Linked DNA regions of Mus musculus: all the other regions are linked to region 1. A link is a loop called in an ENCODE intact Hi-C map of the cell type or tissue named here. Cell type or tissue: gastrocnemius. All regions are shown on one strand.

The links. Hi-C counts contacts between places; a loop is a spot of excess contacts. Peaks named below come from ENCODE experiments on the same cell type or tissue, not always from the same donor. Only the 100,000 strongest peaks of a DNase experiment are listed, where the experiment ranks them.
Region 2: a loop joins it to region 1, with 2.0 times the contacts of the local background. A loop is called at or near these places in 11 of 42 quality-filtered maps.
Region 3: it touches region 1 in a loop (3-fold over the local background); 14 of 42 quality-filtered maps call a loop at or near these places.

Annotation. Positions count from the first base shown.
Region 1 is chr4:46,026,729-46,034,728 of GRCm38, reverse strand. It overlaps Tdrd7 (tudor domain containing 7), which reads right to left. Exons shown (of 17, transcript NM_146142.2): 16 at 4,922-5,082; 17 at 1-433. The coding sequence ends at 213. Among named protein-coding and RNA genes, the nearest start is that of Tmod1, 8.5 kb to the left of the region's middle. In gastrocnemius, a CTCF peak has its summit at 4,963; a DNase peak (open chromatin) is centred at 4,965; H3K4me3 peaks cover 188 bases; H3K27ac peaks cover 1,167 bases.
Region 2 is chr4:45,968,570-45,976,569 of GRCm38, reverse strand. It overlaps Tdrd7 (tudor domain containing 7), which reads right to left and starts at 4,273. Exons shown (of 17, transcript NM_146142.2): 1 at 4,134-4,273. In gastrocnemius, a CTCF peak has its summit at 4,409; a DNase peak (open chromatin) is centred at 4,311; H3K4me3 peaks cover 2,148 bases; H3K27ac peaks cover 2,706 bases.
Region 3 is chr4:46,123,267-46,131,266 of GRCm38, reverse strand. Tstd2 (thiosulfate sulfurtransferase (rhodanese)-like domain containing 2) reads left to right here. Exons shown (of 10, transcript NM_173033.3): 4 at 1,920-2,040; 5 at 6,242-6,367; 6 at 7,119-7,224. Among named protein-coding and RNA genes, the nearest start is that of Tstd2, 11 kb to the left of the region's middle. In gastrocnemius, CTCF peaks have their summits at 872 (motif pointing left) and 4,539 (motif pointing right); DNase peaks (open chromatin) are centred at 850 and 4,543; H3K27ac peaks cover 301 bases.

The DNA of each region.
Region 1 (8,000 bases):
TATTAATAATTCAAGTGCAATTTTTCTTTGAAAAGTCAACTGCATTAAACAAAACTTGTTAAATATCTTTCATCAAACAAAGCATATTCTTTTCAATCCTCCACAACAGTCAGAGCCATGTAGTAAAAATAAGATGTTTTAAGACCCTCCTACACATTTTGTATTATTGCTTTGAGAACAATCTCATTAGCGGTCAACATCTCAAGCAGTGATTAATTAACTTTCGAAAGCTCTAGCAGATACTGTGACATAAAGTCATGAATCCAGGTGTCAGTGTCGGGCAGCGACGTGTCTACGAGATAGAGCACCACTTTCCGGTCCCAAGGATTAGTGTGCTCAACAACTGTCTGCACCAACGCCACCAGGGCTTTCTTCTCCACGTGATTTCGAAACACCATCGAAGCCTCCTCCGACCACTGGCTGCACTTCACGCCTAGGAGAAGACAGGGGGTGAGGGGGCAGTGAGTGGCCACTCCTGCCTTTCTCTGAGCCACTGGGCGGGAGAACTGTTTAGTCAGTTACAAAGTACTTCAAGTATTCCAGGTTAGACCTGCCTACGGCAGAGAATAGCAGCCCAAAGCTCCTCAGCTCACAGCTTGTCTATCGTGAATAAAGGTGAGACTACCTGCAGACACATGTTCCCTTTGAGACGACCGTGCTGTGTATAAAGCAGGGTAGTGATGACCACACCCATTTCCTATACCTAAATTATAAAGTTTTAGAATTGAGATAGCTAGGGGAAAATGTCAGGACCAACACTGAATTAACAGAAAAGCGTGGTTATATGATCTATGTACACTGTCATTTCTTGCTTTTCTTTTTAAAAAGACTTATTTATTTTATCTATATGAGTACACTGTACCTGCCCTCAGACACACCAGAGGAGTGCATCAGATCCCCTTATAGATGGTTGTGAGCCACCATGTGGTTGCTGGGATTTGAACTCAGGACCTCTAGAAGAGCAGTCAGTGCTCTTAACCACTGAGCCATGTCTCCAGCCCCACACTGTCATTTCTTACAACAACAGAGAGCCATAGAGAAGAGCGCAATGTTTCATCTGAGCCCATGGATCCGAGGAATGCTCAGGCAGGTCTTACGCAGGCTCCCTCTTGCCTACAGCCATCCTGCTCCCCATAAGAGGGACTCCTGGGAGGAAGTGAAGCTCACAGTCTGGAGGCATAGGCTCACCCAGGACTCATGGTGGCACCTGGCTATGGGACTATAGACTCCCCAGTCCCAACCCCCTTACACGCTCACCACTGAGGGCCTGTTCAGAAATGCCTTTTACCAGTGCATCATGTTCACCTCCACCAAGTGACTCTAAAGGCCACGCCCACAGTCTGAAGAGACTGAGCAACCATTGGAATCAGCAGATAAGGCAGGAATGCTGGAGTGACCAGGCAGGAATTTAAAGTAACCCTGAGTGACAACTGAGGGCTTCAATGGAGGAGACAGGCTGCACATGAGAACAGAGGGAGGGTGGGATGCCACCCAGTGGGAAAGGGTTTGCTTGCCTATGTGCCCATGCTTGGCACCAAAGAGAAAAAATATGATTAATAGAAATATGGAAATTTTTAGAAAAGTGGAAAGAAAAAATTTAAATGCTGGGAACAAAACCAACAAAAGCGCTGAAAGAAGTCTGCTAAGCTCACTGGCCGGGCAGACGGGGCCAGGAAAGAGTCTCTGATCGCAAGCATGCAACAGGAGAAGCTTCTAAGACTGAAGCAGAGAGAAGGCTGGGGTGGTGGGACGGAGTCAGAACTGTGACAACTGGGACAGTGTGAGGGTCAGTGTAGTGGGAACGGGGAAGGGAGAGAGGGAAGGAGGCAAGGGGACAAACACTGCCAGTGAGCTGGGGACCTCCGGTCCGAGTCATACCACACACACACACACACACACACACACACACACACACACACACACAGAGCTCTGCACATCACACCCAACGTCAGAAAACCTAAAATCAGTGAAAGCTGGGGAAGAAGCCGAAGGAGGGGAAGCAGCTCAGGTGCAGTGGGACAGACTCTCAGACTTGCAGCCGCACTGCACCGCACCGCACTGCACTGGAGAGCCCAGGAATAAAGTGCGGCAGTGGAGAAGGAAAAAGCTCACAGCTACCCTGCCCAAGAAGCCCTCACAGTGCAGGGCCCAGTGCTTCGCAGGCACTGGGTTCATCTAGAGAGGCGGGATGTGGAGGGGCAGAAGAAAAGAAAAACAAAAGAGGAGGAGGAAGAACAGACTGTGGACAAGTAAAAACCGGGTGGAGTCTGCTGATAGGCTGCTTCGGAAGCAATGAGGAAGACCTTCAGAGGAAAAAGCAAACCCGGGTCTGAGGAGAGGAAGAGAGCGAACGCATCAGAGAAAGAGCCACAGAGTGACGAGGGGAAGTCACACTGTTCGCTTCTGAGGCTTGATTATGTCTCACTATGTAGCCCAAGTTGGCTTCAGACTCACAATCCTCCTGCCTCAGTCTCCCTAGTGCTGGAGTTACAGGCAAGTGCCCAGCCATTCTTATTTGTAACGGATCTAGCAGTAGAAAACAGTACATTCATATTATTAGCATCAAAGTAGCTGATTATGCAAATTAGTAATATATATGCAAATCAATGGCTTCAGTCAGAGTTGTCATGGAGGGGAGGAGGACGTAACTGTTTTCCCTAAGGACGAAGTTGTTTTATAAAGTCCATGACGTACTGCCACTAACTGCAATGGAGAATAACACTACTTACCATTAGCCTGGAAAGCTAGGACCCAGCTTGGTTGTAAAGAACCTACCAGGGTGTGCACTCCCAGCACGCAAGTGAAAGGCAGGTGTGCTGCACTCTCACAATTGCACCCTAGGGAGACACAGGCAGGTAGATGGAGCCCTGGAACTTGCTGGCTAGCCAGCTTAGGAACTCAGGCCCAGGTTCAGTGAGAGCTCATCTTAAGAAAAATAAGGTGGGCAGTGGTTGAGGAAGACAGCCGACATTGTCCTCTCATCAACACATTGAATACACACATCCAGTGAGAGGACCTTGACTCCAGATACCAGGTCCAGAGCAAAACAGGAGGATGCCTGGCATTGACCTCTGTTTTCAACAGGAACAAAAACAGGTATGGGCACCAGCATACCTGTATACACACACACATACACACACACACACACAGGGTAGGGGTAGCTCCAGCAGGACACACTAAACTCAACACTTGTTAGATCTACAGGTCTCATCCACTAACAGCAGATTATAATTTTTCTCAAGTTTTCATGGACTCATATTCTGGGACATAAAACACCTGAACAAATTCAAAACAACAAAAACCACACAATGTCTGGTCAAACCACAATGGAGATTAACAGAAAGCTAGCAAAAAAAAAAAAAAAAAAAAAAAAATCGCAGGACATCAAGAAGAAATAACACAATTCTAACTCACAGGCCAAAGAGTCCCCAAAGGGATTTCAAAATATTTGAGCTAAATGAAAATGAACACACAGCATTCACATCAGACAGTGTGGTGCACTGCAAGAGGGTGCTCAGGGGGAGATCTACAGCAGTGTGGGTTAGGACAGTAGAAAGCTCTGTGTGTGTGTGTGTGTGTGTGTGTGTGTGTGTGTGTGTGTGTGCGCGCGTGTGCACACTCTGAAGGCCCTGTCAAAACAGCAGGGACACTAGGCACCCATCCCTCAGAGAACCCTCTTGGCAGTGAGATGCCATATTTGACAGAACATGCTATTGGGTAAACTTGGGCATTCAAAGTGGAAATGAAGGAAAAGCTAGTATTGAATCTGAAGAAACTACTGCAAGCCCAGACTGACTAGTGGCCATGGCACAGACAAAGTGCTGTGTAAGTGCTGTTTGTGTTTTACATGCAACCGCCATGGGAAGCTGCTTTGAATCCTAGCAGTCAGGCACAGGGCAGAGGGCAAGGATCTCAGAATGATCTTGCACTAGAGGTTGGGCAACCAGCAGAGAATTCACATCCACCCTTGTCTGCACCTCGTCCCCCAACTGCCCCACATATGGGGTACAAAAGGCCAGGGCCTCAGGCAGCAGCGAAGGCATCAAGTGGCTCAAGGAGGCTGCAAGGCCACACTGTCCCAGCATGGCAGGACACTGAGGACCCAGAAGCACAGGTGTTCTGCTGGCCTCCATGCCTTTTGTTCAAACTGAGGGGGCCCAGTGGTCACTCATAGGGGAGCCACATCTGAACTGTCTCTCAAAGGGCAGAGGAAGACTTCATGAGGCAACATACAAAGCAGTGTCCAGTGTAGAGCCATTAAATAAGCATACCAAATGTCACTGTGTGGTGAAGTTACACATTTATAAGCTGTGCTATGATGCAAACAAGAAACTCACTAGCCCTTACACAATCTTGTGATTGTGTAGCAGTTACTAAGTTTAGAATTAAAAATAATTAATTTGTGCTTATTGGTTATTTAGGCTGAAAGTTTCTGTTACCTTTTGCTTGTTTTTATTACTGTTCAAACCAGGGAAATACTGGGTCAATGGAATGCTTTATGTTCATCAAAATAAGCTGCAGGAGGTAGGGGTATAGCTCAGGCTGTACTTAGCATTCCCACAAACGATGCGCGGTTCAATCTGCAGTTCTGGGGGTGGGGAAATGACAACTAGCCCATAGGATAATATAGTCCCCCAAACAGGGAGACTGTGAGTGAGGAAAACCAAGCAACATCGCTATCTATCCCAGGATTGCAGCTTTAGGAATTTATCAGGCAATGCAAACCAAGTCAAAAAGTGGGGGGGGGGGGGGGCAGGGGAACAGACTGGCCATGAAAATGATCACCGAGGACAGGATGCTGCTAGCATTAAAAAGCTGAAGCAACACACAGCAGGCTAACTAGTGACCCTGCACTCACTAAAAACCTAGCACCAAGCAGAGTGCAAGCCCCACTATAGCTGAGCCCCACTGCAGAAATTACCTGCCAGTTGAGCGGTGACCGCCTGGAAGGGCAGCTTTCGGAACACGTCCACTAGGGGCTGCACTTTCCTTATGTTGACGAGCTCATGCTTGCCGTAGTCCAGCTCGTACACAGACACCAGCCCATTGGTCAGGATTCCTTTTAAAAGTACCCTGTACCACCTACGGACACATTGGGTTACAAAGAGAAAAAACAGGCCAAGTCAGCACCCTTTCCAAAGGGAAACAAGCACTATATGCTACACACACACACACACTCACACACACACACACACACACACACACTCACACACACACACACACGCATACACACACACTCACACACACACATACACACACACACACATACACACACACACACACTCACACACACACACACACGCATACACACATACACACACACACACACACACGCACACACACACACACTCACACACACACACACACACACGCATACACACACACTCACGCACACACACACACTCACACACACACACACGCACACACACTCACACGCACACGCATACACACACACTCACACACACACACACACTCACACACACACACATGCACACACACACACACTCACACACACACACACACACACACACACACAAATGAGCCATGGAAGTTTGGAAGCAACTGTGGCTGCTTCTCCCCAGAGGTTAGCACTGCCTGCTGTGGCCCTGGATCCTCTCTGATACAGGCTGGAGTTTTACAGGCCTCATGGGGCTACGCAAAGGCAGTGGCTCTTGCACTGTCACTCTCTTTAGGCTGAAACAGATGCCATGGGGGTGGTCAGGACAAGGCAAGGGATCCCTCACTCTGTGGAGACACAAGATGGCCACATCTGATGTATGGTCTATGTCTGCACGATGAAAAGAGAGTCGCAGGTAGGATGAGGGGAAGCCAGAGAGCTGCTTAAGAGCAGGGAAAAGCTGAGGGGACATGATGGTTGCAGGGGCAGATATGCCAGGGAGGCCAGAGTGAGGACTTGTGAAGGCAGAGGACTCGGTGGCTGTTTGGGGAAGAGATCAAAAGTTCTGAACAAAACATTATTTTTGGGTATCCTCCTTTGGAGCCCCTCCCATTCTCAGTTCTCTCTTCTCCTTAACAAATGTGTTTTCTCTCTGTTTGACATGGACTGGACCTCAGGTGGCAGGACCAAGCATTCTCTGCAATGAGTTTATCAGCCAGAAACCTGAAGCAAGCCCAGGGTGAAACAGCTAGTAGCTTACAACGAGGCCAGTTTTAATCCCTGTATGTGACTGAGGGCTTCTAAGGAACACAGGAACCTTGGTCTAAGATGCAGTAAGCAAGAATGTATGTATCTCACAGACAACTGGGATACAGAAAGGATTCATGACAAACAGCTGGGGGTTGGGAGCCAAGCACACAGGAACGGAAATCGCCCTGGCCCATAGCCCTGCAGTGTCACACTGGCCTGAGCCTCAGCTGTCTCCTGTGTAACGGTTTACTTTTTGTTTCCAAGTGTCTAGCTCGATACTTGGCGTTACAATAGGCATTTAAAAGTGCCAGCCACCATTTGCAGATAACTCAGTGAAAACTGCAGACCAGACTGGAGGGGATTTTTCCTGGTAGAGATGCCAGGCTGCAGGCTGCAGGTTGCTCAAAGGGGTACAATAAATACACTTGGTCTCTACCCACAGCATCATCAGTGAGCTACAGGGGGCCAGGGATGGCGCTCTGTGTCTCCAGTCCACTGAGTACAGAGGAATAAAAAGAGCACTGCAGAAAACGGGTGTATTTCTGCTCAGCTGAACTTCTGAAGCCCGGTGATTACTACACAGAGGCTCAGACTGGACTAGATATCAACTCCAGAGCAGTCATAACCCAGAGTGTTAAAAAACGCAGATGCTGGGCCTTTTCCTGAGGGTTAGACTCAGGGGCTGGGTAAGAAAGGAGGATAGGGCTTTAATGTGTTTCCAAGTGCTTCTCACTAAGAGATTTGGAGACCATGACAATTTAAAAACCGTATCGAATTCCTATGCATTAGCTTGCCATAGCTGGGAATAAAGTTCAACAGTTGAGAGTCTTAAGTAAGATAGAAGCTCTTTAAACACTTAACACTGGTTAACGCATAAAAATAAAAAAATCATTAATATTATCTTATCTATAAAATATCCATTATCCATGAACAGCTAGCTGGTTAAAGCTCCGGAGTGCGGGTGCAGAGCTGCCCCGGTTGTATGCTGGAGAGCCGGAGGGGCAACTCTTCCTCTCCTGGCTGGCCGAGCCAACACCAACATCACTCATCCACCCTCTGATGCCATCTGCATGAGAACTAAGTTACCTGGGAAGACTGATTAAGACAGACTCATACAAACTGAGTGTCAACCCTACTTACGCTTACTTGTAGTGAATGAAGTGACACAATGAATTATACAGTGAAAAGCTCATGACACAGGCTCATGATTTTCAAAATGAGCACTATTATTCTTTTCCACATTTTAAGAGTTAAAAATTGTTTTTTTCTCTCATAAAAATGACATTTTTATATATGCATATATGTTGACTATCTTAAGAAAGGAAGTATTTTGTGTAAAAAAAATTAACATTGTGACCTTTTTTAAACTCTGTGTGTGTGTGTGTTGGGGGAGTGATGGAGGGAAAACAGGGTGGGGATTTGTGTTCAGCATTAAGAAGCTCATCTTCTCTCGGCTGGCTCTTCATTTCCTAAGCCCCAGTGGCATGTGTAGTGTGAAGTGGGGGGGCTTGTGCTCCACTGGGGCAGATCCTGTACCAGGGCACAGGTGCGGGGAACAATCAATGCACGCCACTCCCTAAAATGGTGCTCACAATTGCCAGGAAGCAACCCCAGTGTGTGCTGGGAATCTGCATCTTTCAACTAACAGTTTCTTTCCAGAGACTCTTACTGAATAACCAGAGGTGGAAGCAATGGTTTATTCTTTATAATATTGACTATTATTATTTATAATACTCAAAAGACCTGGGAGAATCTACCTAAGTAAAAAAATGCTAATTTTGCTTTCCCCTTAAGACAGATAATCACTCAGCCACAAACTGTTTCTGAGGAATTTTTAGCACAGACTACTAGA
Region 2 (8,000 bases), 58 kb after region 1:
TTACAGATCCTGAGTGGTGAGCCTGACTGCCTCTCAGATCCATCATCCTTCTCTCTTCCTCTCTGCCACACACTTCACTGCCAAGCCCCCATGATACTAATGCTGCATAAGAAGTATTGGAAATCAAATTTAAGCGTGTGTTTGGTGACAGACACAGAATCCATGGCCTTCTACCATTGAGCTACATTGCCAAACACAAATTTAAACAATTTACATGATTTAAAACGATCCTCACTATGTTTCAAAACTATATTCTATAAAATTACCCTTTTTCTTTAATATACTAGAAAATTACTCAGAAAGTCTTATTTTGAAGAGTTTGTGGACTTTTTGTTGCTTGCTTGAGACTAGTTCTCATTATGATGTTCAGGCTGGTCTCCAACTTCAGAGTCTCTGGCCTCTGCATTCTCAGTGCTGGGGCTCAGATGGGCACCACCACACAGCCCGAAGTTTGATGCATCTGAAACAGATGTTTTCTGATGCTGTCCACCATGGACTGAGTATCCCACAGGCAGGCATCTGTATGCCTCTTGTGTCCTATGGTGACTGGGGTCTATCGGCTAACCACAGTGACATTAGTATGGCTCTCATCTGTAGGTTTTCTCCTGTTAAGTTTCTCTTTTTTAACTATTTCTAACTGTATCACTTGTCTTGTCTTTCCCACAACACTTTTCCCAGCATGAATTCGAATTTCCCAAATAAACACAGCAGGTTATTAGGGTAAACTCTCCTAGCTTCTCAGCTACTCACTCAATGTTGAAACATCTGAACATTGTCTTACTGCAATGGCTCTCAGTCTGTGCATCCTGACTCCATAACAGTCACAAAATGACAATTATGAAGTAGCAATGAAAGTTATACTTTACGGTTGGGGGTCACCACAACATGAGGGAATGCATTAGGAAGGCTGAGAACCACTGATTTAAGTATATACTTCAGGTGACTGCTGCTCTCTCCGAAAGACACATTCTGGGGCTTTACAAGTGGGGATCTAAAAGCCTCAGGATGTGTGCTGAAAATTTTAGACATCACTTAGGCTAGCTCAAGCCTTTCATCTTACAAAGCAATAAACAGCCTCAGAGAGGGGAGGAATTTATCCAAGATCCTTACCCAGCAATTTCCCATATTACAAGGTGTGTGGGGTTGCTTTCCGTTTTTAATTTTAGAGACAAGGTCTCCCTATGCAGCCTTCCATTGGCCTCCAGAGTGCTGGGATTATAGGTATGCACCACCACACGCACTGTGTGCAAGCTTATGGGGCTGTTTTCCTTCTAATTGCAGTCTACTTGTTAAACCTAAATAAGTCTACCTATAGCCAGTTTTAAAAGAAAGAGTATTATCTTCCTTCCAAGTATTTAGGAAGCAGTTTTTCTTTTTCGTTATTTCATATTATTTATTTTGGCCACTACATAGTATCTCATTAACTAGTTTTATGAATCTACATAGCATGATGATTTGGTCAGGGATCTGGGTCTCAACCCTACCTCTAACTACTGAGCACCCTTGCCTCTTTGAGCAATTCATTTTGGTCTCCTTTTTTATGTGCAGGATAATGAATAAGGGAAGAGCCACTGGTGTAGCTGCACGTCTACTACTATGTGGGTTTCTTTTCCTTCCACCCTTCTCCACCCCTATTCCACCCTCCCAACTCCCCAACAATAGGTAGGAGAGGAAGAAGGCTAGAGGGGAAAGGGGGTGGTGATGTCATTAGACTTCTTGCTGATTGGGGCGTTAATCTTTGCTGTCAGGATATCCAATGTCTTCTTCTGGTCTCTGCACAGGACCACTTGACAAACTGCAACAAAGAGCAACAACAACCACCACCAACCAGTAGTAGCAACCAGCAGCAGGAGGAGAAAGAAGGAGCAGGAAGAGGAGGAGCAGGAGGAGGAGGGGGAGAGGAGGAGTAGCAGGGATGGGAGGAGGAAGAGGAGCAGTAGCCACAGCAGCCGCTGCAACCATGCCTGCCTACCTCCAGGTTCTAACAGTTATATACCCTTTCAAGAGTCCCCAGAATTCCAAATGTCACATGTTTGCAGAAACTATCCACAGCTGGCAAAATCACACCCCTGCTAGAGCATGAGACAACTGAGCTGCTGCTGACAATCTAAAGCAGTCCCCCATGCCACACCTGGGATTAAAACAAAAACATATTCCTATAATATTTCTGTGGATGGGGGGAGGGTGTTGGTTGGGTTTTTTTGTTTGGTTGGGTTTTTTTGTTGTTGTTGTTTTTTTCCCAGAGAAACCAAATTTCTCACTACACACTGATTCTCTGCTTTCTTCTAATCCTTTGAAGAGGTAATGAGCTTCAAAGTTCTCATGGGCATTATAGGTTTGCTTGCTCATGACAAAGCTGCACAGACTGAAATACTACGTCTGACTGGAAATCACACTGGGTTATCTGACTGACACATACTTCAACTAAAAAAACAAAAAAACAAAACAACAACAACAACAAAAAACCCAACTTTTTGTTTGTTTGAAAAGACATCTTTGGCCTCATGGGGGAACTTTGGAAACAATGAAGAACAGAGACGGGATGAAGAGAAGAAACAGCAAGTTTGGCACAAAGAAAAAGCAAATTCATAGAAATAAGAAAGTCAAACTCACTCCAAGCAACGATAAACTCCTGACTCATGAAAGCATCCAGATATTTTCCTCTACATCAAAGCTTAATTTTTGCTATTTATACTTCATCAAACATAAAACAGGCACCCAGAATTGAGTTATAAAGTGCATTTTCTTTACATTTCTATTAAACACCCAACAAATATTAGAAAACTTAAAAAGAGCGATCCTTCTAGGAGCTTTAAACTCCAGATGCAACACAATAGCTCACCCAGCCAGTCTCATGTGGCGCATTTAAAAGGGTATTAGCAGGGATTACATTCCACTTTCAATCCACAGGGACTAAAATCTTAAGGCACTGCCAAGTGCTGCCTCACTGTCTTAGCAAAGAGAAAATCTACCAAAGAGAAGGGCTGAGGAGCTGCGGGCTCTATGGCCAGCACAGTCCTTTGCATGTAACTGAAGCTCGCCTACGTCAGCTGAGTCTACACTATATGCTAACTTATCCTAAAAATTTGCGTGTCCCTGTCATCAAAAACCTTGAAATCCCAACCTGTAAAATATGGGCAGTTTGGGTAAATAGAAAGCCTCTTTAGAAGATTATTATTATGAGCCAAAGACTTATCTTGTCTTGAGAACACTTCAAAGGGTCAGTTAGCTATTCCCATTCGGTTCTTGAGCAGACTTAGAGACCAGAGGTGCAATTGATTCCCGACCTTACATTTAAGCTTTAGAAGCTCAGATTCCAATACATTATCTGCAAAGGCCGCACTGTAGAATGCCACATTTTCATCCACATCATGGAGGTCGGGAAGAGACAGGGATTTAGTTCTAAATTACACTTCTGCCACTAAAGGCGTTTCTAGTTCCAAGAACACTTCTCTGCAAACGTCCACCTGCAGAGCATAGGTGGGCACCACCAACACGAATCGTGGTTTTCTCGGTTAGTTTGTGGTGTTGGTATCAGAATCCTTTGGGGTTGGGCTTTAACATCTATACACACCTCTCTTCCCTGCTCCCCAAGATGACTGGGTAGTGGTAGCCCTGGATATTGACAGAAATGTACCCTCAAGCGGACAGGAGCAGAAAGGCTGTCAGCTCCCACTTGACTTCCAAGACAACTTCTCCGTGAATGCTTGTTTCCTCCCCAGCGCTCACGGTTGACAGGAACGGCTACGTGTAGGTCCTGTGTGATGTGCGCGGCCTGCACCGGCCGGTCTCGAGGGCGGAGGCCGCCGCAGTGTGGCCCGCGGGGCTGGCACAACTGCGCAGAGCTCGGGTACCGCTGCCCAGCACGGGCGGCCGAGGCCGGTTGCTCCTGACCGGGAGCTACTTCCTGCTCAGAGCTGCGCGCCTCCCACGCCCCCCTCTGCAGCTCCTGCTGCACCGCGACCGGCTGGGTGGACGTCCCGGGGCGTCACGCACGACGCTCTGGAACCCCGCCACGGCGGGGACCAGGCCCGGGCCTGAGGCGCCGCGCCCAGCCGCTGTCCTGCCCGTGCCCTGCCGTCCCGCAGCCCGCCCCGCGTCGCCCGCACCTGTCGCGCCCCGACCGAGCTCACCTCGTCCCGGGGACCCGCGGCCCAAGCCCGCGCCTCTGGGCCCGGCTCCCTCCGCTCCCTCCGCCAGGGCGGCCGCCGCCCACTTTCGGTTTCCCCGCACGGCCTGAGCCGTGGCTTGGGAATCACCTAAAGCCCCGCCCTCTGGGCCACGCCCCGTCGCACCACGCCCCGCCCCTTCGCCGGCCGGCTTAGCTCTGCGCAGACGCAGGCGCTCCGGCCACGGCTGCCCACTTCGAGGTCCGCGTGTGAGAAGGGAAACCGACGCCGCCTAGCGGTTTCTGCGCGTGCGCACGCCGTCCTGACGCTCGGGGTGTGGATTTATTTCTCTTTCCACAAAGTTCGTTCTCTTCAGCATCTCAATACTTCTTTTCATCTTCTAGACAGTCTGTCTTTAGCTGTCTTCTAGGTCACTCTTTGGAGGAGGGGGACTATATTAAAATGCTTTGCCACATACCCTTCACGCGTGTGTAACAACGCTGCTTTCATCCACTGCTCTAAAACTAAAGCTGTTTGAGGGCAGAGATCCTAGAACACTGCCCAGTATATAATAAGCATAAAATAAATACTTATCAAATTCTTTAATTCATTCAAAACACGTTGAATAGCTGCTATTTATTCACTCCACGGTAATTCCACTAACATTTATTTAATGCTGGATTGCTTTAACCCGTTGTGAAAACTTGGCATCATTCTGTATATTTTTGCTGAAAGCCTGCTGCTGCTTACTCAATCAGCAATTTTTTTTAACAGTTTGAGGTACACTTGCCATACTATAAGCTGCACGATTCAAATGTACACTTTCATGTGTTTGGTATGCATACAACAGAGAAACAATCACAGATAGTAACATGAGGAACATAGCCACACCCTCAAAGTTCTCTCTCTTTCTATAATGTTTGCCTCATTCCCTACCGTTTAGTCCTGTAAGTGCCCACTTACTTACTATAGAGCTCTTGCTTTTTCTGGAGTTTTATATAAATATAATTATTTCATATGTATTGTCATTAAGGGGGAGGATCTGGCTTTCTTCACTCATCAGAATTCTATTGAGACTCTTCTGTGTCGTTGCATACACTAGTACTTTATAACCTTGGCTCCCTGAGTTTCCACTCCCTGGTATTGACCCAAGAGAAAGGAAAGGGCTTATTCATCACAGACCCGTACAAGGATGTTTAAATCAGCCTTGCTTGCAATACTTAAAGACACAGAGATAGCATAAACATCCTTCAGTGGGTGAGCAGACAATTAACTGTTACAGACTCAATACCTGCTGACAAATAGCAACAGTGTATAGGGCCTATAAACCTTGTGCTTAAGGAACTTTGCATTCATTGGGAAGCTGCAGTAGGCGATGAATAGACTGGAAGGAGATCGTGAAAAGCCGGATATCCTGTGCTCAGTAGGTTCTGTCTTAAGGCTTTGACCAGGGGTGTTCTTTGAACACTGTTCTCTTTCATAATCTCACATCTGGTCCCTGCCTAAAGCTGCCGAAGTGTCTCTGAAACAGAATTCTCTACATTGCCTTGATTCTATTTCAGTCTGTTTCAGATGTCTTTCTCCCTGCCCTGTCCGCTAAACTAAACATGACAGTGGCTTCCAGAGACCTAGAATAAAGCCAGCTCTTTATTTGGACTCTGTAATAATACTCTGACATGCCCTGGCTCCACATTCTGATGGAGGGAAGGGTAAAAACAGCATCAGTGAACTGAGAGGATGGCTGTGGGGATAGGGAATTAGGCAATACTGAATTCTGTATATAAAATAAATCATGAAACAATGTGCATGAACCCTAAGTCTGAGGTCCTTTATGCTTATAGATATGTCCCCCCCTTTGCTGTATCCGATATACAAAGAAAAGTCATGTGCTGCAGCTAGTTTTCCATAACCAGCTTTATTTACGAATAGTTGCCACAAGCAAATATTTTTAAGTACGGCAGTCTGATGAGTTTTAACAAATGTATCCAGTTGCGCAACAACCATCACAATCAAGATGCATAACTAGTTTTATTTGTAGAAGTTCCCTGAGCCTTCTACCTAGCCCTGTTCCCTCCCTCTTCCCACCACTCCTGGCAGCTGGGTGAGAGTTCAGTCCCCTCAGCTTTGTTTTCTCAGGAGCACCATATGTAGGGAACCGCAGGATGTGCAGCCTTTGTGCCTGGGTTTTCACTTAGTGTAATGCGTTCGTGACTCATTCCTGTTGAGCTTATCAATAGTTACTTCCTGTTGATGGCTGTCACTGTATGGCTATGCACAACTAGTTTATTCCTCGAATTTAGTGTGCATTTTTGTTGTTTCTAGTCTGGGGGGGGGGGCCTGTTCTGGTCCAAGCACCTATAAATAACCATTGTGTAGTCAAATGGTTTTCTCACATACATACCAGGGAATAGAATTAATGTCAGGATGTAGGAGAAATGTATTGTTGATTGTATATATTTATGGATATGAGTATATGCTTATGTGTATTTAACCATAGATAATGTATAATTATATGCATAATTACATGTGAATGTCAAAGTGCAATCTTAAGTGGCCACATCTCTTTGTACTCCCATTTTTATCCACGACTCCGCCCCCTGTAAAGCATGAGTCCACTCATTCTCAGTACTCAGCATCACCAGGCTTTTAAAATGGAGCTTGACCCTGTAAGGGTGGAACATTGCCGCTGCGGCACTGAGGGACCGGTCTCATATTGAGGCTTTAACTCGCCTTTCTCCATGATGGCGTGGAGCATCTTTTCCTGTACACAGTGGCTTTTGTATTTGTTCTCGAACAATGGGCAAAACTCCTGTTCTGTAGGTGGATTTAGCTGAGGTGTATCAGGAGGATTCCTCAGAAGCTGAACTGCAGCAAGGAAGTTGTATGATCTTGTTTTGTTGCTCGATTTATAGCTGGAATTCGGGAAAATGAAGACTTTTTTTTTTTTTTGAGACAGGAGCCTGTCTTGTGGCTGAGACTGACATTGAACTGTCCCAAGTGCTGGAATTACAGGCTGCCATGCCCAGCTCAAACTGGCTATGCTTTAGACTTGGGGTTCTTATCCTTTTATGGAACAGTAAGACAGAACATATGAGAGCAACACAGATACACAGGATTTTACAGAGTCAAGTTCCACACATTAAAAATTCCCTTAGGGGAAACCTCAGAGTCAAAGGTCAGTATTTCAAAATAGATAGAATGCAGTCCAAAGGTGTTCTTCCCCCACGGAAAGACCAAACTCATCCTAGGTCACCAGGGGCAGAGGCAGATGGGCAGGTCTCTTGCTATGCAAGAAAAAAAGCACACACATCTCTCATTTCCAAGGCTGCAGAGAGGTCCCAGAGTCCTGAATACGTGGCTTTTGCAAAGGGACAGCCTCCTGGTAGATCATTTGGGCCTTTGGAGACTTCACCAGAGGGAATTTATCGTGGAAAGAAGGTACAAAGCTAGGACCAAGTGTAGGGAGAAAGATGACCCCACTGCCGCCTCATCCCAGGCTAAAAAGGATGGAGCAATAAAAACCTCCACCAAGTTAAGTGTGGTTGTACACACCTTTTAACTCAGCACTTAGGAGGCAGAGGCAGGTAAATCTCTGTGAGTTCACAAGCCAGCTTAGTCTACATAGCAAGTTTCAGGGCAGCCAGGGCTACCTAGAGAGGCTCTGTCTTAAAAAACAAAACAAAACAAAACAAAAACAAAACCCTCCATTAAAAGCCCTCCATGCATTTTTGTTGTTGTTGCTGTTGTTCATCCTGCCAGCCTACTTGTTTAAACAGAGCCATACGGGAGGCCCCAGGACACTTGGCCAAGGCGGGAGGATCCAGGGCTCCTGGAGGAGCACTGTACCTCCCCTTCTTTATACTAGTTCAGCAAGACCAGGAAGGGCCTGGT
Region 3 (8,000 bases), 97 kb before region 1:
GTGTCCAATGGGTCTCTCTTTCCAGTGATGGCTGACTAGGCCATCTTTTGATACATATGCAGCTAGAGTCAAGAGCTCCGGGGTACTGGTTAGTTCATAATGTTGTTCCACCTATAGGGTTTTTGTGGCAGTTTTATATGTAATAACAAAATGTTGGAAACAACACATTATTTTGTATGCTAACTAAAAATAAACTAGTTGTACTTCCCAATGTTAGCGGCTGGAGGAATGGTCCATTGGGATAAATGCTTGCCACATAAATGTGAGAACCTAAGTTTCAGTCCCCAGGACCCATTTAAAGCCAGCCGTGGGAGTGCTTGGGGTCATCCCAGTTCTACAGCAAAATGGGAGGCAGGGACAAGAATCCCCAGAAGCTCCCAGGCCAGCAAGTGTTGGGTACTCAGCAGTGAAGAACAAACACGGTGGAAGATGAGGACCAACACCCAAGATTGTCCTTGGACTCCCACATACACATTGTGACCTCCGTGTGCCTTCATTCATACAAGAACACATTCCTACCATATACATACATCATACACACAGGCATAAAGATTTAAAAAAATAATGACTTAAAAAGACAAACTGGAAACAACTGTAAGTAGCCATAGCAGGAGAGTGAAAGGATAGGTGGAGTCATGACAGAACACTGCTGCCTAGAGTGGTGGAGCACGGCAGACACTGATGAATTTACAAATATGCATCTAGACAGACCAATCGTCCATCAAGATTATTGGGAAAGGCTGGAGAGATGGCTCATGGTTAAGAACGCAAGCTACATTTCCAGCTGATGCAGGTTCCATTCCCAGCATCCACTTCCTGGATAACTACTGTCTGTGATTCCAGGGGATCTGATGCCACCTTCTGGCCACCATGGGCACTGCAAATACAGACAAGCATGAAGGCAAAACACCCATACACATAAAAATACTAAATGCATAAAATGTTTAAAAAATTAGAGGGAATACAATATTCTATATACTGAATTTTTATACTCTTTTCTGGTCTCCTAAAGTAGTGATGTCTTCTCAGTGGTTTAGTGCTACTCTGTGAGCATGCTGACATAGAAAAGTTTGTCTTATGTGGCCAATAATAACACGTCTATAGATAAGTGTACTACATGAAAAAATGGAAGTAAAATGTTTTTCATGGTGAGCCAGTCAAACCAGATACTGCCTTGTGATTGAGGATAGGCCACAGTGGGCTCAAATTCCCAGCTTGCCTGTAAAGTAGGGTTAATAATACCTGTCTCCTGGTGTGAGAGCTAAGTGAGGACAGGGAAGCGAGTTTGCTTTTTGTAAGAAGTCTGGTGCAGATACTGTACTATGTAGAGAAAATATGAAGAGAAGTGCTCTTATGTTAGGAGACTAAAGATAGGAGGGAGGCAGAGGTTGTTCCAGCTTCATGCTCTCCTGCTCTGCCTGGGTGCACTGGGAACTGTGGCTCCCTGTGGCCCTGCTCTCCAGTTCTGCCTGGGTGCACTGTGAACTGGGGCTCCTTGTGTCAATGCTCTCCAGTTCTGCCTGGGTGCACTGTGAACTGGGGCTCCTTGTGTCAATGCTCTCCAGTTCTGCCTGGGTGCACTGTGAACTGGGGCTCCTTGTGTCAATGCTCTCCAGTTCTGCCCCGGTGCACTGGGAACTGTGGCCGTGCTCTCCAGCTCTGCCTGGGTGCACTGGGAACTGTAGCTCCTTGTGGCTCCAGTTCTGCCTGGGTGCACTGGGAACTGTGACTCCCTGTGGCCGTGCTCTCCTTCTCTGCCTGGGTGCACTGGGAAGTGGGGCTGCTTGTGGCTCCAGTTCTGCCTGGGTGCACTGGGAACTGTAGCTCCCTGTGGCCGTGCTCTCCTTCTCTGCGTGGGTGCACTGGGAAGTGGGGCTCACGTGGCTCACATGCTCCCTCCTCTGACTTTCCTTGTGTAGTGGCCAGGGTGACGAGGAAGGAGAGGTGCTCCTGTATTACTGCTACTGTGACTTGGAGGACCCCCATTGGGTCTGTGCCTGGCAGACAGCTCTGTGCCATCACCTGCACCTTACAGGCAAGGTAAGCCCTGCTCCAGATGTGCCCTGCAAGCCTCTTCTTGTCTCCTTAATCTTGGATTGTAGGAGCTGTGCTCTTTGAGAAGTCTTCACATGGGGGTTCTCGAAAGGAGGGAAACCCTGCTTGCAGGGTAAAGAATAAACCAGCTCTTGATATGTTGCTTATAGACCAGGCCTCAGTCACCCTATACCTAAAGGGTCAAATAGTAAATATTTCAGGTTTTGTTACCTTTTTTTTAATTCATTGTTGTTATAGATTGGAAACATTCGTGGGCATGGCTAGGTTCTGATACATCTGTCAGCTGAGACAGGGAAATGTACTGAACTCCAAAGCCTCTTATAGATTCTGCATGTTTGATTACAAGTCACACCTTGGTTTTCCTAGAATCAGGTCTCTGGTGATCTCAGGTGTGACATTTACTCCTTCCCTTCTGTGCGGCCCTCCCCTCCTTGTCAGGCCTCCTGTACTCTGAGCGAGTGCCACTCCAGTGCTGCTCCCTCAGCAGTACAGTGTGCAGGGTCCTCACCATGCCCTGCCTTTGCTGCTGCTTAAAGACTTCCTGCAGTCTGAGAGGAGAGCCTGTCTCCCTTGTGGGGGGGCCTCGTGAGGTCAGAAGCTTTGCCTTCACTGGGGCATTCTCAGCGCTGGAACAAGGTTCAGCACTTAACAGGCTCTGTAAGGATTGGAAACTGTAGAATAAAGGAAATTAAAACTGCATGTTTGTCCGGTATCTATGAGTGTGTGCTATGAGAGGAAGCATGTTCCCAAATGGTCACACCTCTGCAGGACAGGATGGTGTTTACTTTTGTAAAATGCCCTCTGTGGCTTATCTTCCAGCGCTATGCCTATGCACATTAAATACTTTTAAATTTTAAATCAAAAGGAAGTTGTCTTAGTTAGGGTTTTACTGCTGTGAACAGACAGATGACCAAGGCAACTCTTATAAGGACTACATTTAATTGGGGCTGACTTACAGGTTCACAGGTTCAGTCCATTATAAAGGCAGGAACATGGCAGAATACTGACTTCCAGGCAGCCAGGACCATGGTATTAAAACCCACACCCACAGTGACACATCTACTCCAAGCCCACATCTTCTAATAGTGCCACTCCCTGGGCCAAGCATATATGAACCATCAGAGAAGTAGCGACCTTCTGAGAACCTGGTGGTTGTGGTTCTCCTATTCCCCAGTAAACTCATGGACAGTGCTGTTTTCCACGCCCACATTGTTTGACAAGTGCTGGTATCACCCACCCGTGCAGCTCATTCCCACGCCCTGTCCTGAAAGTATCCGTTTTCTTCTCTTTTCCACTTCATCGCCCTGACCATGCTCTATCTCGTCTGTGTGGTAACTTCCCCGATTCTCACCTTAATCTGCTCTCCAGTGCAGCAGCCAGAATGATCTTGTTAGAACAGCTCCAGCAGCGACAGGTGGGTGAAGCCCTTGACACAGCCTAGGCTGCTGCAAGAGCAGGGCCCTTGGCTGAAATTTCCCACTCATGTTCTTTGGTTTCTGGGACCCACCGAGTCTTGTTTTGTTTGCCTTTTTTTGAGGCGAATTCTCTTGAAAGTTGATACCCACCCCCACTCTGTCTAGTCTAACTCTTCTGAAGCTTCAGATCTCTATTATAATGACTTTTTCTCAGAGGCCTTTCCTGACCTCCCATCCAAATTCATGTTCCTCAGTGTGCCTTCTATAGCTCTTGTCTTTTTTTTTTTTTAAGTTTTATTTTTTTTAATTAGGTATTTTCCTCATTTACATTTCCAATGCTATCCCAAAAGTCCCCCATACCCTCCCCCCCACCCCCCTACCCACCCACTCCCACTTTTTGGCCCTGGCGTTCCCCTGTACTGGGGCATATAAAGTTTGCAAGTCCAATGGGCCTCTCTTTCCAGTGATGGCCTACTAGGCCATCTTTTGATACATATGCAGCTAGAGTCAAGAGCTCCGGGGTACTGGTTAGTTCATAATGTTGTTCCACCTATAGGGTTGCAGATCCCTTTAGCTCCTTGGGTACTTTCTCTAGCTCCTCCATTGGGGGCCCTGTGATCCATCCAATAGCTGACTGTGAGCATCCACTTCTGTGTTTGCTAGGCCCCGGCATAGTCTCACAAGAGACAGCTATATCAGGGTCCTATCAGCACAATAGCTCTTGTCTTTTTGTGTCTCTTAGCATCTTAACCTCCTCTAGCCTGAGATGTGGGGGACTCTTCAACAACTGTATCCCTAACTCCTAGCACATAGTTTTCAAAACCAGTAACTATTTGTGCTATGTTTTTTTTTTAATTAATTAATTTATTTATTTATATATCACCGTCTCTATTTGGTGAGCTTTTTAAAGCTAGGTGTGATGGTACACTCTTGCAATCTCAGCACTTAGGAGGCTGAGGCAGGAGGATTGCTGCAACTCCAAGAGCAGGCTAGGCTACATACACAGAGAAAAGGGATGTCTTGTCAAGGAGGACCAGCCTCTCCTGGCACACGAGCAGTGAGCAGTCCTGCCCACCAGATGGCAGCATCTTCCTGCTTCTCAGACATCAGAGACTTGGCCAGGTTAGTGAGATATTTTAGTACTGGGTTTTGACATTCTTGGTTCTTAGGCAAGGAAAAGGAGAACCTGAATGCCCCTTGATGTACATCATATGACCTCAAGAAATTTGTGAGTGAGATGTAGAGATGGCAGAACAGTTACGAGTGCTGTCTCTCAGCAGGTGCTCCACCGTGCTAGCTGTTCCTTGTCTATTTCCTAGTTACAGGGCCTTTCCATCAAAGTCTGAAGGACTTTCTGAGAATCTAGGTACTGCTAGAGAGTGAGTGAGTTTAGAGATGGCTCTGTAGGGAATGCGTGTATGGCATGCATTTGGCTTCTGAGATTAAAATGAAATAGGAAAGAATTTGCCTGTCTACCTAGAAATAATCGCATAAAAATGTACATTCACCATCACCCAGTCAGACTGTTTTCAGACAGATTTCCTGACATTGCTGGTCTCAGGCTGTTTTTGTTGTTGTCGTCCCTATTAGTGATAGATAGGTGCATAGCCTGTAGCACAGAGATGGCCTGTGTTCCCTGCCTCATACCCACAGCAGTCTCCCCTGGACTGCAGCCTCTATTTTATTTTATTTTATTTTGTATGTTTTCTGAGACAGTTTCTCTGTGTATCCCTGGCTTTCCTAGAACTCACTCTGTAGACCAGGCTGGCCTTGAACTCAGAGACTGTCCTGCCTCTGTTCCCCAAGTGTTGGGATTAAAGGAATGCAGCACCTATACCCCACCTCACCCTACTGCAGCCCTCTTTCTCAAGGAGTCAGTGGTAATTAGGATACTTCATCTCTGGGTAGCTACCAGTTAATTGGCATTGGCTTGTAGGATGAATCCTGTTGTTTATCCATAGCCTAAAAAGTTGGATCACATGAGACACTGAAAATGAATGGCCACATACAACTTTACAATCTGGCTGCATTCATGTTTGAATAATGGTAACAGTTCAGGGTCTTTGATCAGATCTCTTCTCTTCAGAGACTGTGTGAGTCCTCAGCTGGTGTGCTCTAGCGCCTTACTCTGGGGATGGTGCCTTATAAAGCTGCTCCATCTTAAACTCATGTATGGGATCTCCTCTACTAGGACAACCCACTATGCAAGCCCCCAGATTGCCCTGGCCCAGCTCTCACGTGCCATTCCTAGAGAAGCTAGAGAGCCGCAGATGTGGCTACACGTGCTCTTACACATTAGCACCCACCACGTAGCAGGCATGAATGCAGACATGGGGCACTTCAGTGAGCAAAAGAGAACTTGAATTCAGCCTATGGTTTTGAGATGGAGGCTTTCCCTGGCCTCCAAGCAGAGGTGATCTGTGCACTCCCACTGTCAAGTAGGGTCCCTCTTTAGGACTGGGGTAAAGTTTCCTCAGTGGGCTTTGCTTTTTTTTTTTTTTTTAATTCCACTTCTGGCGTCGTTCTACCTATGTAAGCGTCTTGGGCCTCCCATAAGGAAGGGCTGGAGCTCATCATCTTCCTAAGCCTCTAGAAGCTGAATAGGCCCCGCTGCTTCAGAGGGACATCTGTGCTCTATATTGTGATACTGTGGTGGCCACAGCAGGGCCTCTGCTTTTCCTGTTACACTCACTGACATGAAAGGGGCCTTTAGTTTATCATGGGAAGACACCCAAGCCAAGACAGCACCCCTCTCCTCTTTTGTGTCTCAGATTCGGATTGCTACTGAAGGAATCAATGGAACTGTTGGCGGAAGCAAAGTGGCCACCAGACTCTACGTGGAAGTCATGCTTTCCTGCCCATTATTTAAGGATTACCTGAGCGAGGATGATTTTAAGGTAAAAGAACTAAAGCTAGAGCAGTCTGCTTGTAGGTCATTGAAGAGCACACTCAGAGCCACACTCAGAGCCAGACAAGCCCCTTTCCCCTGAGCTCCAAGCCAGGGCAGGAAAACAGGTGGGCTCGTCACTGTTTCTGTCGAGGGCCATGTCACTTGGCATGTCGGAATCCTCTCCAGATCTCATTTCCCTTCCTATAAGGATGGCACAGTTACACAAGCTGGCATCTAAATCCTGGAAAGACTGGTTTACAGATCTCTGCGGTGAACTGTGGTTTTAGTAAACCTGAAATTAAAGTTGCCACCACATCAGAATAAAGTTGTGGTTCTTTCAGCTGAGGTGATGTGTCTAAGTACTGTGTGCTTTGTCACAGTATGTGGTAAGCTGGTGGGAACACTTTACTAATTCTCATGCTGGCCACAGCAAGACACTCGTGGTCACTGCTCCAGAACAAAAGTTGGTGTGTGATCACGTGTGACTCTCTCAGTGGTGCTGAGTCACATGTACATAGCCATACAAACACAGTGTTCCTGCATATGGAAGAGGCACAGGGAACATTTATTAACATGCTGAATTATCTGGAACATTTTGGACCTAAACTTTATCTTCATTGAAAGTTCCTTCCTGCCCCCAATTCAAGGTTTAAAATCTCAGCTATCACACTGTAAAACATACCATAATTCTTCCATATGGCATTTGTCTTTACCTGGCAGTGGGACAAGTAAACTCTGTCTTGTTTCTCCTTGGTTAGAGCAGCAAAGGAGGGTCTCACTGCTTCCCGGAATTGCGAGTCGGTGTGTTTGAAGAGATCGTGCCTATGGGGATCAGCCCCAGTCAGGTCTCCTACAAGAAGCCCGGTATGCTAATGTTCTAAAGACTTGTTACTTTTTGTCATAGATATAAAGTGTAATAGACAAATAAGAAAGTTAAGTCCTGATTAGCAAAAACTGTAGTCAGTCTTCTCTTTAAAATAGCCATGGGAGGCTAACTCTTTGTCCATCCAGCACTTAGGCTGGCTTCTGTGGTGCTTATGGTAACTAAAAGCTCACCTATAGACCCAGAGCACATTTTTCTTGGTGATAGTTTGGCAAGAAGTTGTTTCCTCTTTCTAGAGAGAGCAATCTGAAAGCTGTGTGGTTATTTGCAAATAGTTCATCAGCAGAAAGAATGCATGGGCTTTTGCCACAGTCAGCAAATGGCTTTCAAAAACAAAGTAGCATTCTAGAACTTTCGAACATTCGATCCCTGCTTCCCTGCGGTTACTATAGATGACTGAAAGACATTTGTTTGGCAGGGATTTTTGGTTTTGTTTTACTTTTTACCATGAACATTTGCAAAATTAACTAGAGTGCTGAGAATAATAGAGTGACCTTCCGTATGCTTACACACAGCCGCAGCAGCTGCTCATTCATGGCAAGCTGGCCTCTGTACCCCAACCCTCTCTCTCATCCTAGATCCTGTTATTGTATTCATAAATCCTTTAATAAACACTTTTAAAAGAAAGAGTAACATTTAAGTGTAACCGTTACCATCTCCAAAACATTTTAGCAACAGTTGATTAATAAGTATCTTGTCATTGAATTTCCTGCTGTTAATGATTTAAGATTCTATTAAGATTAAATAAGAGGGGGCT